Linked DNA regions of Homo sapiens: region 2 is linked to region 1. Evidence: chromatin contacts called from ENCODE Hi-C or POLR2A ChIA-PET data. All regions are on one chromosome and are shown on one strand. Each heading gives the region's core, a stretch centred on a gene start or an enhancer-like site at or near the end of the contact. The rest is flanking DNA. Distances are from core to core; before and after follow the strand shown. Region 1 overlaps COL16A1 (collagen type XVI alpha 1 chain). Region 2 has its middle 29 kb from the start of KHDRBS1.

The links. A loop is a pair of places that touch in the nucleus more often than their neighbours do. ChIA-PET counts read pairs that join two places held with the same protein, here RNA polymerase II (POLR2A).
Region 2: a loop to region 1 is called in a map of GM12878, with 6 times the contacts of the local background. The contact joins two enhancer-like sites. A Hi-C loop is called at or near these places in 2 of 168 maps with a recorded cell type or tissue (GM12878 and heart right ventricle). POLR2A ChIA-PET finds 5 or more read pairs at or near these places in 1 of 52 experiments (HepG2).

The regions. Positions count from the first base shown.
Region 1 is chr1:31,663,690-31,668,176 of GRCh38, reverse strand. COL16A1 (collagen type XVI alpha 1 chain) reads left to right here. Exons shown (of 71, transcript NM_001856.4): 51 at 1-12; 52 at 549-602; 53 at 2,096-2,140; 54 at 2,242-2,295; 55 at 2,559-2,594; 56 at 2,943-3,005. Among named protein-coding and RNA genes, the nearest start is that of PEF1, 21 kb to the right of the region's middle. RefSeq lists enhancers at 220-757, 1,298-1,836, 1,837-2,376. Within about 2 kb of position 2,461, at least 8 of the 41 ENCODE cell types and tissues checked have a DNase peak (open chromatin) inside an H3K27ac peak, as active enhancers do.
Region 2 is chr1:31,983,020-31,987,506 of GRCh38, reverse strand. No RefSeq gene overlaps it. Among named protein-coding and RNA genes, the nearest start is that of KHDRBS1, 29 kb to the left of the region's middle. RefSeq lists an enhancer at 2,085-2,154. Within about 2 kb of position 2,631, at least 9 of the 41 ENCODE cell types and tissues checked have a DNase peak (open chromatin) inside an H3K27ac peak, as active enhancers do.

The DNA of each region.
Region 1 (4,487 bases), core at 1,212-3,711:
CCAGGACTGCCTGTGAGTAAGGGGACCCTTGCTGGGGAGTGGGTGCCAGGTACCAGAGGTTTGGGCTGGTGGTCAGGACACAGCCAGGCTGGGCAACCCTCGGCGGGCTCCCCATTACCGGGCATTTCAGCCTCCTCCTTTGCCTAAAGTCCATGCAGCCCCCTCTCCCCACTGTAGGCCCCCTTGGCAGTGTGGATTGGTCCCACCACTCTGCTCAGGCCTGACTCTCAGAGCACTCTGCCAGGCCCAGACACAGCAAGAACTGAGATCTGCCTCCTGGGGGTGAGGGGTTTGGGAGATTGGAGAGACAGCTTAGAGGTGCCACCCCCACAGAAGCTGCTGGGTGGGTGTGTCCTCCTTTCCACTGGGGGCTTGGGGGGCACGGTGGCAGATGGGAGGCACGGCAGCTTTGGAGCACCCAGCGGTCCTCCCAGTGCCATTCCCCCAGAGCCAGTCTGGGTGCCAGCTGCAGTCTCCGCTCCTCGCATTAGTGCCGTGACGGACTAATTCTGTGGGGCTAATTCCACTGTCTCTTTGCCACTTGTCAGGGCATCAAGGGGGAGCGTGGCTACACCGGGTCAGCGGGAGAGAAAGGAGAGCCGGTGAGTCCCAGCGGCGTGGGGCTGGATGCAGGGCTGCACGTGGAGCCACACAGTCTCGGGCTGGAGACTTGGCAGCAGCCTGTGAAGGGGAGGATCGTGACCCCTGCTGCCCCCCTGCCCCCAAGCCTGCAGCACAGGCTGGGTGCTGTGGAGGTGGAGGCTGTGAGGAGAATCCCCGCAGGGCTGCCAAGGGGAGGGTGCCAGGAGGCAGCCGCAGAAGCACTCCTCCGCCTCCTACAAAGGAGGACCTGGGATTATAGACCCCCAGTGGACCCCAGCTCCCCAGAGCCACCCTCCAGAGCCAAGGCCTGCCAGGCCCCACGTTGAGCACAGGAGTTGGGCTGTGACCAGATGAGGACACTGGGGCCCCCAGAGTGACAAAGCTGAGACTCACCCAGGCTCCTGAAGCTAGTGAGTGAGGTAGTGGTGGAACCTGGGCTTGAACACACATCTATCTGGTGACAAACCTCACAAACCTCAGATCTAGGATCAGCCAAACTGGGACTGCAGCCTTACAGATTCACCAGTTTCAGTGAGGCCCCAGTGGGATTCAGCAAACTCCATCAGGCATTTACTCAGTAATAGATATTTCTCAGGGGCCTGTGGGGTGCCAGGCTCCCCTCTGAGGATGTCTCCATGAACAGAGCGCAGTTGCCCTCTTGCCCTGCCGTGGGGGAGGGAGCTGCCAGATGAATAAACAAGTGCCTAGGAACGATGAGGACTGGGACTCATGGAGGAAATGGGACAGGGGAAGGGGCTGGAGAGGTGTTTGGGCACCATCGAAGCGGAGGGGCAGGAAGGCCTCTCTGAGCAGGTGGCATATGAGCTGAGAGCTGACTAGCAGGAGGGAGGGATCCCTGTGGCTGTCTGTACTGGGGAATTCCAGAGGGAGAGGCTGGGTGGGGCACTGCAGGAACAGCTTCCAGCCATCAGATGATTTGGCAAGGGTTCAGGGGACCTAGGAAGGGGGGAAGGGGGCATTCTAGGTAGAAGAGAAAGCTGTGCTAAGGGTGCAAAGGCCTGGGGGTGTGAGGGTATAGAGTGTGTCAGAGAACAGCAGTCTGACTGAGCAAGGCGGAAGATGAGAAGGAGAGAGGGAGGAGAAGTGGGAAGGGGTGGCTGGTGCCAGATCACAGGCTGCCTCAAAGACCAGCGTTGGTGGAAAGTGTGCGCCCCACTCAGAGGCAGAGGGAGCCGCATAAGGTGTTTGAGCAAGAGAGTGACATAATCAGAGCTATGCTGGAGGAGAAGAGGGCAGCCATTTGCTGGCTGGCTTGCAGTGAGCCAGGAGGTGGCAGGACGAGTTAGGAGGCTGGTTCAGTAGCTCGGGCAAGAGCAGGGAAGCCTGAGCAGATCAGGCAGAGGGGGCCTGCCAGCCCAGGGGCCTCCCAGCACATGCCACCTCTGTTCTGGGCAGTCCCCTGTCACATCCCCCTACCTCATCCTTCACCTCCCCAGGAGGAGTGACTGATTCTGTTCCTTTGTATCCTTAGGGCCCCCCAGGATCTGAAGGCCTCCCAGGCCCCCCAGGCCCAGCGGTGAGTGAAGGAGGGCATGGGGAGATGTGGTCCTGGTCTTGTCCTGGGGTCTGAGGGCAGGAAGATTAGGTTTCGGCTGCATTGTTCTCTGTGGGTGACAGGGTCCCAGAGGAGAGCGAGGACCCCAAGGTAACTCCGGTGAGAAGGGCGACCAGGTGAGTGACGACTGGGACCTGGCTGCAGGGAGGCAGGGAAGGAGCTGGGTCCCTGGTGATCACCAGCTCTAGTCTCCCCACCCTACCTGTCCTTGGGTTGTGACCTACCTCATGCCCAGAGCCTCACCTGCCAGCCATGGTGGGCAGAGGGGAGGGCAAAGCCCATGGGTTTGAGGGTGCCCCCCCCGTCACTCTTTCCACCTGGGCAGCCAGGCAGGAGAGAGGGGGTGGCACAGCACACTGCCCCTTGCTTCTCACCCTAGGGATTTCAAGGCCAGCCAGGCTTTCCGGGCCCACCGGTGAGTGAAGAAGACACAAAGCCAGCTCTGTCTGATGTGGTCTCATCGGGAGGGGCAGGCCTGACCAGGCCAGGCTGGGGTAGGATGGTCCTGGGGAGAAGAGGGGAGAGGCAGGGGAGAACGGCCTGGGTGGCCAGGCCTGATTCCAGGAACCAGGACCTGGAGAGCCCAGCCTCTTGTGTGGGCCCCAGCCCAGCAGGCCAGGCAGACGTAATGCTCCCAAGTGGTGCTTCTAGGAAGTCAAAATGAATTGCATTAACAACAGTGCATCATGCACAGGAAGAATAAAGAAGGGGAGCTCCCCCTCCAGCCCCACTTTCATTCCTGCCTGCCCCTTTGTTGATACAGGGTCCCCCTGGATTCCCAGGCAAAGTTGGATCACCTGGCCCACCTGGCCCTCAAGCAGAGAAGGTGAGCAGGACCCTGGGTTGGCAAAGTCACAGATCTGAGCCATGCAGCTCCCATGCCCCTGTCCCACCCCTAGCATCAGGCTTTCAGGAAATTCCAAGACTGACCCAGTTGCACTGAGGCTGGGAAAAGAGGCCTCCAGGATGGGCCCAGTGACTACTGGAGGCCGACAGGGCTTGCAGTGGACCAGTGGGCTCCTCGGGATGTCTGCTTGGCCCAGGATGCCTGCGGCCTCTGTGCAGCCCAGGCCCTTGTCTGCTGTGATGGGGGGAAAGGCAGGGAGGTAGGTGGGGAGGAGGCAGGGGGTCTGATGGAGGAGTAGAATGTGATAGGCAGCCCAGGCCACCTTCGTCTCCTGGGCGGGAGGATGAGCGAGGAGCTGAGAGAAGGGGGAAGCACGTCCTGAAGGAGGACACCAACGTGGAAGGGGAATGGGCTCCTCCTGGGTAGCCGTGCTCCAGTTGTCCCCAAGGGCCCAGAGAGGGCAGGGGTGGCCCGTGTCCTGCCTGGTGACAAGGGTTGGGGGAGCAGCAGTTGGCGGAGCTCCTATGCTGGCTGCTCTTGACTTTGGCTTGATAAATGCTGGAGACATGGCTCTGCCTTGGCTTGGGGCTGACATCCCTGTCTCGGCCCAACCTCTGGGCTCCCTAGATGTGCTGAGTGGGTGGTGTAAGAAGCCCGAAGATTGACTTCTGAGCTTGGGGTCGGGGGACCTGGGTTCAGAGGGACAGGTGGGAGCCTCTTTCCCCTGAGCCTTGTGGAGAGCCTCTTTCCCCTGAGAGCACACGCATGAACGTCTCACTGTGCAGGTGAGGAAACTGACACCCACAAGGCTTGGGGCAGCCCAGAGGCACACAGTGGTGTTAGCAGCAGAGCTGAGACTTCCTTCCCAGCTCCAGGAGGACCCGGGCACCTCACTACCTCCCCAGAGCCCATGCTGATCAGCCATGCTTGGGACAGTGGTGGTTGCTAGCCCCCTTCCCCTTCCCCTTCCCCTTCCCCTTCCCCTTCCCCTTCCTTCCCCTCCCCAGGACCTGAGTGGCAGCCCCTGCTCTCCTTAGGCTGGTCATTGCAGAGAATCCCAAACCTCTGGCCAGTGGTTCTTCATCCCAACTGCCAGTGGGGGCCAACATTGGTTGGGGCTCTGCTGACCCCTCCTGGTGGCTGGTGGCATTACAGAGCCCCCGAGTTCATTTTCCCCTTTGCTGGGTCTCTCTAGCGGGATTCCTTCCCTTGACCACCCTACAGCCACTGATCCAGGGCAGCCACCCTCTCCACACTGGGAGAATGCAGCCACCTTCCCCGCTATGCTGCTTGCCTCCCCCCGCCTTTTCTGGTAAACATTCCAATCCATGCATCAGTTCTCATCACTCTTCTGCTTTGAACATTCAATGGCTCCCCAGTGCCTGTAGCAGGGGTTTTCAGACTTTATTTTGTAGTCCCAGAGTCTTTTTATCACATAAAAGCAAATGTAAAAACCTCAAT
Region 2 (4,487 bases), core at 1,382-3,881, 320 kb before region 1:
CTGGGCAAGACCTAGTGAAGGCACACGTTAGTCACAGCAGCCTGGGTGGGGAGGGGGCAGGCATGGGGAGTTCCCTGTGGAGTTCTGGGCAGAAGAGAAGAGCTCAGCTATCACTGTGTGACTGGTAGGGCAGAGTGAGGAGGGGCGTTAGGCCAAGTGCCTCTCTTCCCCTTGGTCGTTAGTCGAGAGCCTCAGGGAAAACGCCAGCCTTCCTGATCTGATCTAATTTCGAGCCCCCCTGCTGTGTGACAGAATGATTCTCTCTGCACATGGTCAGCCGCAGATTTTTCTCAAGGTGAAAGCAATTAGGGCTTCATTCCCTCCTCCCCCAGCTGCTAGAAATAAAAGGAAGATGGAAGAGAAGCTTCTGCCAAGGTCAGCCAGAATGCCCAGTCCTGTTCCTGTAATTGGCTCTGCCACCTGCTCACACCTCTCACAGGTTGTTGTGGTCTCAGGCATTTTGGTGTCCCCCAGGGCTGAGGCAGTGAAGACAGCAGGAGCTACTGCTTTTACATCTCTCTCCAGGACAAGAAAGAGGGCATCTTCACCCTGCCCTGGGTGGGGAATGTGCAGGAACTGTGTGAGCCAGGCCTGGGCGGCACACACAGATGGAGCTGAGCTGTTCTCTCCTTTCTCTGGAAGAATCAAAACCCAGGCAAGAGAAAAGTCATTGGAAGGTGGGAGAACTCATTCATTTGGTCAACTGCTAAACCAAGCACTTTGCTAGGCGTTCCTGGTCCCTGTAGTCTTGGAGCCAAGGGGAACAGAGTGGGTGCAGGAGGTGGAGGGATGGGGAAGTCAACGGGCAGGCAATTCCAAAGGTACCAAATGTCACAAAGGAGGACAGCAGGATACCACGGGAACCTGACCTACGATAGAAATTAGGTTCTTGGCTTTTTTTTTTTCCTTAATTTTTAAATGTATTGTCATAGAGATGAGGTTTCACTGTGTTGCCCAGGCTGGTCTTGAACTCCTGGGCTCAAGCAATCCTCTCTTCTTGGCTTCCCAAAGTACTGGGCTTACAGGTGTGAGTGACCAACCACATCCAGCCTTATTTTATTTTATTTTATTTTATTTTATTTTATTTTATTTTATTTTATTTTATTTTATTTTATTTTATTTTATTAGAGAAAGGGTCTTGCTTTGCTGTCCAGGCTGAAGTGCAGTAGCATGAACAGGGCTCACCGCAGCTTTGACCTCCTGGGCTATAAGTGATCCTCCTGCCTCATCCTCTAGAGTAGTTGGGACTACAGACATGCTCCACCATGCCTGGCTAATTTTTAAATTTTTCAGAGAGACAGGGGTCTCACCCTGTTGCCCAGGCTGGTCTTGGCCTCAAGCAATCCTCCTGCCTTGCCTCCCAAAGTGCTGGAATTTCAGGCGTGAGCCACTGCACCAAGCCTACCCCGTTTTTAAGAGTCTCGGGCTGGGTAAGGTGGCTCATGCCTGTAATCCCAGCACTTTGCAGTGTAGTGGCTAGTCTCTACAAAAAAAAGTTTTTAAAAAATGAGCTGGGCTTGGTGTGGTACACCTGTGTTTCCAGCTACTTGGGAGGCTGAGGCAGGAGGATCACTTACAGCCCAGGAGGTTGAGGCTGCAGTGAGTTGTGTTGGTGCCACTGCACTCCAGCCTGGGTAACAGAGCAAGATCCTGTCTCAAAAACAGATAAAAAAATAAACAAATAGAGATAAAATCTCATGGTAAAATATTTAAAAATAAAGGATAAAAATTGAAATCAGAAGCTCCAAATTACTCCCCACCATCTTCCCTGGTGGTAACAGCTGTTAACAGAGTGTTATGTACTTTTCCGGGGGACTTTCCAAATGTATTCAAGTGTAAGTACATATACAGGGCCGTCCTCTTTAAAAACGGGGTTGTTACTACGCTCCTATCCAGCTGGTGACTTCCCCTGCCTCCACTTCACAATATACCCAGGGCATTTTTTCCATGTTAGTACAGAGAGCTTCACCTCATTCTTTTTGGTGGCTGTGTGGTATAAGGAAGTGATTTTTGAAGGGTAAAACCTGAAGAATAAGTAAGATTAGTAAGGCAAAGGGATGGTTCTCTAAAGCACTGAGCCTGGGAAAACAAAAGCAACATAGATCTCTCTAACTATATCTCCTAATGTCTCCCTTCCTTCTGCGTTTAGACCCCCCGCTCCCTCTGCTGCCACATTTTTCTCTAATTTGCAAAGCAGTTCAGCTGTCTTTGTCTTGCCCTAGCTCTGGAGAGCTTCATTCTTCATGCCAAAGCAACTTATGAAGTATTTTCCCAAACAAAGAACCCTCTACCCAGAGAAAAATTGTGCCACTCCCCTAATAGACAAAAGTAGCTGCAGGCAGTTGTGGTTTAAAATAGCAATTAAGAAAAAAAAAATCTGTTACACCATAAAGCACCTGGCAGTTCATAAATGGTGGTTATTTGTTACTAATATTATTTTACATGTGTTGATGGATGGGTTGGCTGCTGCAAGTTCCTGTCCTTCATCCTGGGGTACCCACCTCTTGCTTGGCCACTTTTCAAGTGTAGGGATGGTTGTCTTACTTGTGTTTGTACCTCTAGCTCTCAGCACAAGGCCTGGCATAGAGCAGACACTCAGGAAGTGAGTGTCGAGTTGAACACTGAAGGGCTGGGTGTGCTGTTCCAAGCAGATACTGAGTCACAGACATTGTGGGCCTGCTGTGATCTGAGCCCCAGTATAGATGCTTTGGAACAGTAGAGAAAACAATCAAAAGAGAGGCTCTTGTCCTGGGGAACTTCATCAAGATGGGCCTCATGAAACTGTCACATCATATCACAAATTGTAAAGCATCCACAGTCCCTGGATCAGTACTAATTTTGGCTTTGGGAAGAGGGGATAAACTTTCCTTCACCCCCACCTTTAGGTATAAAATAGATACGGTAATGTGCACAAACCTTAAATGAGCAACTAGATGAATACTTTCTGTTTTTTTTTTTTTTTTTTTTGAGACGAAGTCTCGTTCTTGTCGCCCAGGCTGGAGTGCAATGGCGTGATCTCAGCTCACTGCAACCTCCACCTCCCAGGTTCAAGCAATTCTCCTGCCTCAACCTCCCAAGTAGCTGTGATTACAGGCACCTGCCACCAAGCCCAGCTATTTTTTGTATTTTTAGTAGAGAAGGGTTTTCACCATGTTGGCCAGGCTGATCTCAAACTCCTGACCTCAGGCGATCTGCTTGCCTTGGCCTCTTAAAGTGCTGGGATTATAGGCCTGACTCACCATGCCCGGCCTACTGTCTGATTTTTTAAATTAAAAATATTTTGTTTTTGTTTTTGTTTTTAGTGACAGGGTCTTGCTATGTTGCCCAGGCTGGAGTATAGTGGCTATTCACAGGTGCAATCATAGCTTACTGCAGCCTCAAACTCCTTGGGTCAAGCAATCCTCTTTCCTCAGGCTCCTGAGTAGCTGGGACTATAGGCACATACCACCACACCCAACTTGAAGTTTTATACATGTATATACCTGTATAACCATCAACCAGATCAAAATCCGGATTATTTCCAGGACCCTAGAAGGTTCTCTTGGCCGCCTTTCAGACATACCCCCTGTCACAATAGAAACGATTATTTCTGACCTCCATTACCATCAACTAACTATACCTGTTTTTGAGATTTTTCTAAATGGAATTGCATGGTGTACATTATTTTTGTTCTGGCTTCTTTCACTCAATATTATAGCTATAAAATTCATCCATGTTAGTACTTAGTACTTGTTTTTTTATGTATGTGGTATAGTATTCTATCAAATGAACATATAACAATGGAGGCATTTGGGTTGTTTCTAGCTTTTGGTTATTCTGAATAATGCTGTTACAAACATTCTTTTACATATGTCTTTTTGGTAGACTCAACCATTTATTTTTCTTGGCTATATATATTTGAGTGGAACTGCTAGGTCAGAGGGGATACGTATGTTTAGTTTTAGTAAATACCGCCAGTTTTCCAAAGTGGTTGTACCAGTTTACACTCCTTTCAGTGGTGTATGAGAATTCCAGTTGTTAATATTGTCAGTCGTTTTAATTTCAAATTTCAGCCATTCTGATAGGTACGTAGTGGTATCTCACTGTTTTAATGTATCTACCCACATAGTAATAAGTAATAATATTTTTTGTTTTGAGACAGGGTCTTTTTCTGTTGCCGAGGCTGGGGTGCAGTGGCATGATCATGGCTCATTGTAGCCTCAACCTCCCAGGCTCAAGCAATCCTCCTGCCTCAGCTCCCTGGGTAGCTGGGACTGCAAGTGCATGCCAACACATCTGGCTAATTTTTAAGTTTTTTGTAGAGATGAGGTCGGGCTATGTTGCCCAGGCTGGTCTTGAACTCCTGGCCTCAAGTGATCTGCCCGCCTCGGCTTCCCAAAGTGCTGGAATTACAGGCATGAGCCATCAAGCCCGGCCAGTAATAATGTTTTTACATGCTTGTTTCTTGTGCTATTTGGCCATCTGGATGTCTTTGTTGAAGAGTCTGT